2 separate regions of the Homo sapiens genome follow, and region 1 is linked to region 2. Evidence: chromatin loops called from intact Hi-C (ENCODE). Cell type or tissue: sigmoid colon. All regions are shown on one strand. Each heading gives the region's core, and the rest is flanking DNA. Links, peaks and the distances in the headings are about the cores only. Region 1 holds the start of LOC105370820 (a long non-coding RNA gene). Region 2 overlaps TMOD3 (tropomodulin 3).

Evidence for each region. Peaks named below come from ENCODE experiments on the same cell type or tissue, not always from the same donor. Only the 100,000 strongest peaks of a DNase experiment are listed, where the experiment ranks them.
Region 1: it touches region 2 in a loop (5-fold over the local background); 18 of 110 quality-filtered maps call a loop at or near these places.

The regions. Positions count from the first base shown.
Region 1 is chr15:52,220,486-52,225,870 of GRCh38, forward strand. MYO5C (myosin VC) reads right to left here. Exons shown (of 41, transcript NM_018728.4): 26 at 4,954-5,047; 27 at 4,590-4,653; 28 at 4,416-4,496; 29 at 3,059-3,239; 30 at 677-770. LOC105370820 (a long non-coding RNA gene) reads left to right here and starts at 675. Exons shown (of 4, transcript XR_007064638.1): 1 at 675-1,209; 2 at 4,724-5,073. In sigmoid colon, for the core only: no CTCF peak of the experiment used is centred there; no DNase peak of the experiment used is centred there; H3K27ac peaks cover 1,793 bases.
Region 2 is chr15:51,889,492-51,894,876 of GRCh38, forward strand. It overlaps TMOD3 (tropomodulin 3), which reads left to right. Exons shown (of 10, transcript NM_014547.5): 6 at 4,324-4,454. Among named protein-coding and RNA genes, the nearest start is that of TMOD3, 63 kb to the left of the region's middle. In sigmoid colon, for the core only: no CTCF peak of the experiment used is centred there; no DNase peak of the experiment used is centred there.

The DNA of each region.
Region 1 (5,385 bases), core at 139-5,138, 330 kb after region 2:
GGGACTACAGGCGCATACTGCCAAGCCTGACTTATTTTAAAAAAATTTTTGGGCTGGGTTCAGTAGCTCACGGCTGTAATCCCAGAACATCGGGAAGCCAAGGTAGGTGGATCACCTGAGGCCAGGAGCTCAAGACCAACCTGGCCAACATGGCGAAACCCCATCTCTACTAAAAATACAAAAAAAAAAAAATTAGCTGGGTGTGGTGGTGGGTGCCTGTAATTTGATATACTCAGGAGGCTGTGGCAGGAGAATCACTTGAACCCGGGAGGCGGAGGCTCCAGTGAGCCGAAATCGCACCATTGCATTCTAGCCTGGGCAAGGGCGAAACTCAGTCTCAAAAAAAAAAAAAAAAATTTTTTTTGTAGAGATGAGGTTTCATCATATTGCCCAGACTGGTCTCAAACTCGAACTCCTGGCCTTAAATGATCCACCCATCACCGCTTCCCAAAGTGCTGGGATTATAGGTGTAAGCCACTGCACTCAGCCTGCACCTCCTTTAAATGTCCTACATACCTTCCCATATCTTTCAACTAGCCCCCTTCTCACATTTGTTACCTGCCCAGCCCCCTAGAGAACCAGAGTTTAAAAGCCCTGAGTACAAGGACATTTCAATGTCATTTCCGGGGTACAGGAAACCGTTTTCTAAAAGCAGGTTAATGAGGGTTTCAGTTACCTTTCATTTTCTCAGCTTGTTCATTCAGGCGGATTTCAAGATCTTGCTTCTGTTTCTCCAATTCTGAAATTTGCTGTTTAAAGTCTGGGATCATCTTTAGAGAAGAATTAGAAATATTAGAATATAAAATACTTTTATCTATGAACTTTAAAATCTTAGAAGCAAACTGAACTATCTTGGTGTTCAGCCTGCAGAACAGATAGCTGTGTAAAAGAGCTAGCCACGACATTAGACTGGATTAACATTTTTTTTTAACCTCAAAACCTATATAGTCTCAGGAAACACCAGTATGCTCAGAGGAAGCAGTTCTCACACAGCTACGACAGGGAGAGAAGGATGTGTACATGTATAGAAATCCTATGCTGAGTTGAGGGAGGAATTAGGTGAAGAAATGGCAGCCAGCGTCTTTGGTCCAAGCCCAGAGCCATCGTCTCCTCATCTAGGAACAGGAAAAGCCATCTCAAAGGGTCCCACTGCTACTTTTGAATTCAAGGACATGCACTGCTCTGTTAGTGGAGGTCTGGAATCACCCGGTAAGTTTCTCAATCCTTTGTCCCTATCTGTATATTTCTTTACATGTCCATCGCCTCCACCCCCAGTTAGGTTAAAACAGGGTTTTTTTTCCTTCCCCAAGTTTATAAACATGCTCATTTTAAAACTGAGTGGCTGAGATCCAGGCCTCTGAAGTCTAAATGAAGAATACAGACAGCCCCTGATTTACGATGGCTCAACTTACTATTTTTCGAGTTTGTGATGGTGTGAAAGTGATATGCATTTAGTAGAAACCATACTTCAAGTACCCATTCAACCATTCTGTGTTTCACTTTCAGTATAGTATTTGATAAGTTACATGAGACATTCAACACTTTATTATAAAAATAGGCTTTGTGTTAGATGATTTTGCCCAAGTACAGGCTAATGTAAGCATTCTGAGCACGTTTAAGGCAGGCTGGGCTAAGCTACGATGCTTGGTAGGTCAGGTGTATTATATGCATTTTCAACTTACAATACAATACTTCCAGCATACGATGGGTTTATTGGGACGTAGCCCCATGGTAAGCTGAGGAGCATCTGTACTTGTTTGAATGTGCAATTGGGTCTCACTGCAAATTCCTCATTAAAGTTTCATCCAAGGAATAAACAAAGATGTAAAGGTCCCCCACTACCGTTCCCTGTGTCCACCCCTGGTCCTCAACTGCTGCTACAGCCCCGAGATTTCCTAACACTCTCAGTTTAGGGAGAGGAGGGGGTAGTAAGGAAGTAGGGGAGCAGCAGCCAGTGAGGCGGGACAAGAATGCTGGGAGAGCGGGGCGTCCTGGAAGCCAAGAGAACAAGGCAGAGAGGGCAAGATTAGCATCGCCAGAGGCTGCTGAGACACTGAGTAAGATGAGGGTGCAAAGGAACCCTTAGTGCTCAGCTCTGTGCAGGCAGAGTCAGCCAGTGGTGGGGACACACGACAGAATGGGGTGGTGGGCAGTGAATGGGAGGTGTGCGGAGGAAGTATGCCTAGAGGGTCTTTGTAAGTCTGACTAAGACCCCAAAGAAATGGGTGATGGCCACAGCAGTGTGGGGTTAAGACAGAGATGGCTTTTTGAATGAGGAGATTCCTAAAGCATTTCTCCAGGCCAGTAGGCATGAGTTGGAAGAAAGAATGAGACAAATGCAGTGGCTAGGAATGCACGTCATGGAAGAGGAAGCCCTTGAAAAGGTGAGATTTGAAGGCCGGGCACGGTGGCTTATGCCACTTTGGGAGGCTGAGGCAGGCGGATCACGAGGTCAGGAGTTCGAGACTAGCCTTGCCCACATAGTGAAACCCTGTCTCTACTAAAAATGCAAAATTAGCTGACCGTGATGGTGGGCGCCTGTAATCCCAGCTACTCGGGAGGCTGAGGCAGGAGAATTGCTTGAACCTGGGAGGCGGAGGTTGCAGTGAGCTGAGATCATGCCATTGCACTCCAGCCTGGGCAACAGAGTGAGACTTCATCTCAAAAAAAAAAAAAAAAAAGGTGAGATTTCAGGCATGAGCAGGACTGGCCTTCTGACACACTCCTGTCTCAAGAGCTACCCTTCAATTTTGTGGTCACTTTCCAAGGGGTTAGGGCTTGATTTAAATATACAGGCTTTAAAACATACACACTTACGCGCACACACAGACAATCACAGCGCCTGCAGCCATCCTGTGGTGAACACACACACTCTTGTATCAGAGTGCTCTCTGGTCTGCAGTCATTTTATAGTTTAATCACCAGACCAAGTTATTTCACTTCTGGAAAAAGTAATTTATATCCACTCTTTTACTGCCAAGAAACTGAATTTGACGCCACTGACAAAGAACAACTCTAGTATGATGGCCACGACTGGGGCCCCTGGCTGAGACCATACCATGTTCTCTGATGTTAGCCTGGTAACTTCATGACGGATGCTTTCATTGATGTCATTTTCTTCTCTGAATAACTTCTGCAGGTGGTTGATTTCTTGACTGAGATGCACCACTTTGAAGTTCAAAGCTTCAATCTCCTTTTCATAGCAATCCTTCTGAGACTGGAAATGGCTCTCCAAAACACTATTAAAGGAGGGGTCAAGAAATAAACCACATGGCCTTTGTTCTGTTTTATGGACTGCTGGGAGGCAGTTATGAAGACCCACAACAAGAGCCGTGCACGAAGTACATCAAGTTTACTTATGCACTCACGGTTACAGGCTACAGAATCAGGAATGCCTAATTATAAAATCTTCTAGCTAGTTAGGAAGCATTATGTGGGGGTTAATATGTAGTTAACAATGAAGAAAATTTTAGAAGTTATTATATTTTTACACTCTTAATAGTTTAAAAAATACTGGCCAGACGCAGTGGCTCACACCTGTAATCCCAGGATTTTGGGAGGCCGAGGTGGGCGGATCACTTGAGGTCAGGAGTTTGAGACCAGCCTAGACAACATGGTGAAATCCCGTCTCTACTAAAAATACAAAAATTAGCCAGGTGTGGTAGCGCATGCCTGTAGTTCCAGCTACTTGGGAGGCTGAGGCACGCAAATCGCTTGAAACCTGGAGGTGGAGGTTGCGGTGAGCCAAGATCTTGCCACTGCACTCCAGCCTGGGTAACAGAGCGAGACTCCATCTCAGAAACAAAACAAAACAAAACATGTTCTGTATGATACTACAGTTGTGGATACGAGTCATTATACATTTGTCAAAACCTACAGAATGTACACCAAGAGTGAACTCTAATGTAAACTATAGACTTGAGGTGACAGTGGCGTGTCAGTGTTGGTTCACCAGTCATAGTAAACACATCACTGTGGTTTGGGAAGTTGACAGTGGGGGAGGTTGTGTGTGTGTGGTGGCAGGGATATATGGGAACTCTCTGTATTTCTGCTCAACTTTGATGTGAACCTAAAACTGCTGTGAAAAATAAAGTTTATTAATTTAAATAAATGCAGCACATGCCTTAAATTTAAATGTATCTACATATTTCTGGCAACATTAACTAACTTATTTGATAATCAGTTTTCACTGTATGGGTTATGGGGTTTTTTACTAGGCATTTTATCCCACAAAGAGATTGCTCTTCATGAATAAGCTACTTACTTACTTCTCAGAGAAATATTTCTAGTGGTTATTCAGTCATTCTACTATAAGGAATTTGTGTATCAATCTATGTAAGGTAAACTTTGGACTTTCCAATAGTCTATTTATTATCTCTGAAAAATAAAGAAGATCCCTGAGGAGAATTTCTAACCGTGTTGCTTTCTTTAGTCCTTCATAAGCAAACCAAAGTTCTCCATCCTCATTTAAATGTTCCAGATCTTCCACAGAGAGCCTGCAAAATAAGGAAGATAAGAAAATCTATCATCTCTGTCACGTTTTACATGTTTACATGTCTTAAAATGTTTGATAATGCAAAAATGATTACCTGCTTCTTACATCTTCAATGTCATAGCTTTCGAGAAGTTGTTTGGTGATCTCTGACATCTTTTCTGAAAGGGAAAGGCAGAGTTGTATATATTACATTTGTGGATGATTTATCTTTTCCCATTCCCTTTCCAGGGCCCAGTTTTCTAGCTTCACAGTCTCCAGCTAAATAACTCACCAGCTATCCAATCAACCAACTAACCAATCTTCCAGGTATTCAACCAACTAGCTATTCAACCTATCAACTAAGCAATCTACCATATGTCCAACCAAATTCATACCAAAGGACACGTTTCCTTAGCAGCGACACAGCTATGATAAATTCAGTCTGCACCCATGGACTAAGAGACTCATATTTTTATTACCTCTCATTTCCCGTTTTTGTGACTGCACATGTTTCTCCACATCTATCTTCTGTGCCTGAAGTAGTTCTATCTCTTTTTCGAACTCAGAGATTGTCTGAATCACAGCAATGACGGAATCAGGTAAAGAAAAAACAACGATTATGCTTTATATAAGACAAAGGGAACACAATTACAGCGTTGCGTGTCTATGCAAGACATCCTCACTGCAGTTTCTTTCTTAGCTAAAATCTTGTTAAACCATCACTGCCTACACAGCTTGGCCTTGAAGCATGCTTAACTACTCAAAATGCCAGATCTAATGGGTTGTATCAGTAGAATTAACTTCCCTGGGCCAGGCATGGTGGCTCACACCTGTAATCCCAGCACTTTGGGAGGCTGAGGCAGGTGGATCACCTGAGTTCAGGAGTTTGAGACCAGCCTGACCAACATGGT
Region 2 (5,385 bases), core at 261-5,260:
TCAGGAGATACCACAAAACTATTCAGCCCCTAAACCTTTCAGTCTGATGTGAAGTATTATATAGCCTAAAGCAAAGCTTTTCAGAAACTCATTTATAGGGGCCAGGTGTGGTGGATCATGACTGTAATTTCATTTTCTGAGGCTGAGGCAGGAGGATTGCTTGAGTCCAGGAGTTCAGGACCAGCATTGGAAACGTAGACCCCCATCTCTAAAAAATTTTAAAAATTAGCTGGGCATGGTGGCACATGTCTCTAGTCTCAGCTACTTGGGAGGCTGAGGGGAGGATGGCTTGAGCCCAGGAGCTTGAGGCTGCAGTGAGCTGTGATCACACTACTGCACTCGAGCCTGGGCAACAGTGCAAGACCCTATCTCAAAAAATAAATTCATGTATAGGGTGTTCTTAAATTAGCAAGGTGATACATGCCTTTGTAGCACATTTAAACAGTACATAAGTATTTATGGGAAGAGGTAAAAGTGTCTCTGTCTCCAGCCATCATGCCCTCTACTTCCCCAAACACCACCTACCCTGTTAACAATTTTGTATATACCCTTCCAGGCTTTGCACTGTTTATACTAATGTATACATATTATACATAGTCTCTTATTTTTTACAAAAAATCGATTATACTGTAAATATTTATTGCAACTTAATTTTTCAATAATAATTCTATTAGCTAATTTTTTTTTTTTTTTTGGAAACGGAGTCTTGCTCTGTCACCCAGGCTGGAGTGCAGTGGTACCATCTTGGCTTACTGCAACCTCCGCCTCTCAGGTTCAAGCGCTTCTCTTGCCTTAGCCACCTGAGTATCTAGGATTTGACAGGTGCACGCCACCTTGTCCAGCTAATTTTTTTTTTTTTTTTTTTAGTAGAGATGGGGTTTTGCGATGTTGGCCAGGCTGGTCTCGAACTCCTGACCTCAGGTGATCTGCCCACCTCAGCCTCCCAAAGTGCTGGGATTACAGGCATGAGCCACTGTGCCTGGCCAACTGTTTTTGAATGCTTACTGTGGGCCATGTTGTGTGCACAGCTCTTGGACGTGAAGTACTCTTATTAGCCCTGACAACAGTTCTATGAAATAGATATTATTATTTTTAATTTGCATGTGAGAAAGCTGACATTTTAAAATAATTGGGTAACCTCAATATTTTACACAAAGTCAGTGGTAAGGATTTTAACCCGTGTTATATAGTGTATCACTTAGCAGTCGACCGTGTTTTCTAGTTAATATGTATACATCTACATCATTCAGACATGTGTATAACATTCCTTTCTACGATGTTTTGTAATTTGACCATCCCCCTTCTCATTTTTAAGTTTTTATTGTAGAAATGTTCAAACACACATAGAAGAAGAGAGAATAATATATTCATTACCCAGTTTCCGCTGTTTTTAACATTTGCCAGCCTTGTTTTATTCATCTTCTGTCTCCCTTCCTAACCCTTCTACTTTTTTTTCTTGACGTATTTTAAAGCAAACCCTGTTCATTTGTATTACATACCTATAAATATTTCCATATGTGTGTCTCACAAATAAAGGCTTTTCTTTTAATGTAATCATGATGCCATCATCAAACTTAAAAATTAACGGTATTTTCTTCATATCATGTAATACCCAGTCTGTGTCCAGATTTCCTCTGTTCTCTCCAAAATGTCGTTTCATGATTGGCTCAAAAAAGGTTACACACTGCATTTGGTTGTTTGTCTTTTTAGTCTCCCTTAATTTCTTAACAGTTCTCCTCCCCAACCTCTTTCCTTTTTTTTTTTTTTTTCTGTGCCATTTATTTTTTAAGAAACTGGGTTTATTTTTCGTAGAATTTTCCACATTCTGGATTTGGCTGATTTCAACCTTATGGTATCATTTTATGTTTTTCTATCACCTATGTTTCTGTAAACTGTTAGTTCTAGTGGCTTGATGAGATGCAGGTGCAGGTCCCTTTTGGCAAGAATGCTTCATGGGTGGTGACTGAATCATATTAAGAAGCTTATGAAGTCTAATCCTTCCTCTTTGGGGGAATGAGATTGATCACAGGGTTCAAATGTAGGCAGCCTGACCCATCCTTTTTAAGTTTCCCATGAACCTTTTGCTTAATAATTCCTGCATCCCATTGACTGGATTCATTATTTCATTAAGGGGCAAGGCTCTTAAGATTTCTCTCCCCATTCCATCTTTCCCCACTCCACAGGATGTGTGGAATGGGGAAAGAAATCTTTTGGTTTTATAAAATTAGAACTATTCAATTTTCCATTCAATGAGGAAGTTCTTCCCTAGCTATCTTGAAGACTACCTTGCTGAACTTAAGTGAGAGGGATCCCACTCTCTGTTGTTTAGCAGAGCTCCATTAGGAAGCTTTTCCTTGTCTTGAACCAAGTTCTGCTTCTTGGCAATCTATACTTGTTCTAACGCAGCCTCTCAGAACAGCACTAAATTTGTCTCTTCTCAACTTCTACAGGATAAATCTGAAAACAGCTAGGATAACTTCTTTTAATAGGTACTTCTCCAGACTAAATATATTCAGATTTTTCACCTGACCTCGGGAAAGTAATTTTCAAACCTTCATCTAAGTTGATCTTCTCAAGATGCTGTGTGTGTGTGATATTTGAAAGTAACAAGATACTCTTAGATGGAATTTATTGGATAATCAGTGCACCCTGTCTCAAGATGAGTTTTGCTGCTAAAATCTAGAGGAAGGCAGGAAGGAAAAAAGCCAGATAGTAGTCCATTTTGAACCCGGTCAGTCTTTCCATGTCAATTGCTCTTACTCTTTCGTGCTCATTCATTAGTTTGTGAGCCTTTTGTGGTCTTTGACTTGAATGACCACAAAAAAGTAATGTTTTCCCCAGAAAATGTATCCATAAAAGTTTACCTATTATAGGTGTTCGTAGACCTCCACACACATGCATCAGAGCACAGTGATCTCTTTAAAGGGCTCAAGGATTTCAGGTCCTCTGTCGTTCACATCTGAAGCATCATATTCCTGTGTGGGTAGCTGAGGTAAAGATTAGGGAGTGAGAGTGAGGGAGGGCAGTAAATTTTGGAGCCTCTGTCTCAGTAGCTCTTCTGTGTACCTTTACCTCCTCTCCCTCTCTGCTCCTTATTCCTACCCTCTTTCCTATTCCTTCTTTCTCGCAGGAAGTTCTCCCCACTTTCCCACTGCAGAGTACTCCTCGTGGGAGGAAGAGGTAATGTGCCCTCCCATCACCTTATTCTTCTCATTTAGGCTATATTTCTTTAAGTCTGTGATTCTTACTGCCTTTATGCCAATTATCAGTCAAATTTCAGAGAAATGATGAGATGCTAGATTTTATCATACTATTATTTTATCTTAAATTTTGCCAAAAACAAATGGCATCATCAACTTGTGCTATCAAATATATTTGAGTGGTAAAAATATCTTGTAATATACTAAGACAATGAAAATATTCATTTTTGAAGACTGATACATGGCAAACAAATTAAATGTTGAATATGTTTGGTATTTATATTCAGTAAAATTTTATTTGGGTGCTTTAAATATGTGTCAAGGCCAAGCGCAGTGGCTCCTGCCTGTAATCCCAGCACTTTGGGAGGCCAAGGCAGGCAGAGCACTTGAGGCCAGGAGTTCAAGACCAACCTGGCCAACATGACGAAACCCATCTCTACTAAAAATACAAAAATTAGCCAGGCATGGTGACACACGCCTGTATTCCCAGCTACTTGGGAGGCTGAGGCAGGAGAGTTGCTTGAACGTGGGAGGAGGAGGTCGCAGTGAGCCAAGATCTTGCTACTGCACTCCAGCCTGGGTGGTAGAGTAAGACTCCATCTCAAAAAAAAAAAAAAAAAAAAAAAAAAAAATTAAATAAATAAATATGTGTCAACACATAAAGGATCTTTTCGGAATTGTGGGGATGGAACTTTTAAATCTGTCCCCTTGAATAAATATGCGTGTATGAGAGAGAGAGAAAGAGATGTTACCAAGTCAATTATCTGCATGCACTGTAATAGTATCAACTCCAGGCTGAGCACAGTGGCTCCTGCCTGTAATCCCAGCACTTTGGGAGGCTGAGGCGGGTTGATACGAGGTCAGGAGATAGAGACCATCCTGGCTAACATGGTGAAACCCCGTCTCTACTAAAAATACAAAAAATTAGCTGGGCGTGGTGGCAGGCACCTGTAGTCCCAGCTACTCAGGAGGCTGAGGCAGGAGAATGGCTTGAACCCGGGAGGCGGAGCTTGCAGTGAGCCGAGATCGTGCCACTGCACTCCGGCCTGGGCGAAAGTGCGAGACTCCGTCTCAAAAAAAAAAAAATGGTATCAAATCCTGCTCTTTTCATTTATCACTGCAGATGTGGTCAAAGGTGAAAAGATTCTTCCGGTATTTGATGAGCCACCAAATCCAACCAATGTAGAAGAGAGTTTGAAGAGAACTAAAGAAAACGATGCTCATCTTGTTGAAGTTAATTTGAATAATATAAAGGTAAGTGTGCTAATCAGAGTGGTTTTGTATTGCTTTGAGTTAGTTGAACCTAGGATGAGAGCTGGGCAGTTGATAAAATAGTCTAATTCTTTCTACTTTAACGTAAAGTTTTTGCTCTTACCAGTATGCTAACATAGGTTTCTTCATATTTTAGATATTGAAGTATTATGGTATAGTATTTTCTAACTTGCTTTTTGAAGAATTTATCATCTAAAAATGTAAACCCTACAAACTGTCAGAATAAATCTCAGGTTTTCTAAATACTGCCCACTTCTAAGAACATTTAGCCTCTTGGGTCTTGCTTTTTTAAAATTCGGTTCCTTAGCCAGGTATGGTGGTGCATGCCTGTAATCCCAGCTACTTGGGAGACTGAGGCTGGAGGATGGCTTGAGCCCAAAAGTTTGAGACCAGCCTGGGCAACATAGTGAGACCTGCCACTGTCCCATCTCAAAAAATAAAATAAAACCTGTTTTTTTGAGGTAAAATTTAAATATGGTAAAATTCTCCCTTTTAGTGTCCAGTTCTATGAATTTTGACAGGTGCATACAATTTTGTACAACCACCATTACACTCAAGATATAGAATATATCTGTCACCGCAAAAGTTCTCTCATACCCCTTTGTAGTCATTCTCTGACCCCCAGCTCTAGCCCCTGACAACCACTGACCTATTTTCTTTCCCTATTATTTTGCCTTCTCCAGAATGTCATATAAATTGAATCCTATAGTATGTAGCCTTTTGGGTCTGGCTTCTTAGCATAATACATTTGAGATTGATTCATGGTGAGTGTGTCAGATACGCTGCAGTTTGTTTATCTGTTCATCAGTTGGAAGACATATGGGTTCCTTCCAGTTTGGGATGTTTATTAATACAGCCACTATATACTTTTCACACACAGGTTTTTGTGTGAACATGTTTTAAATTCTCTTGA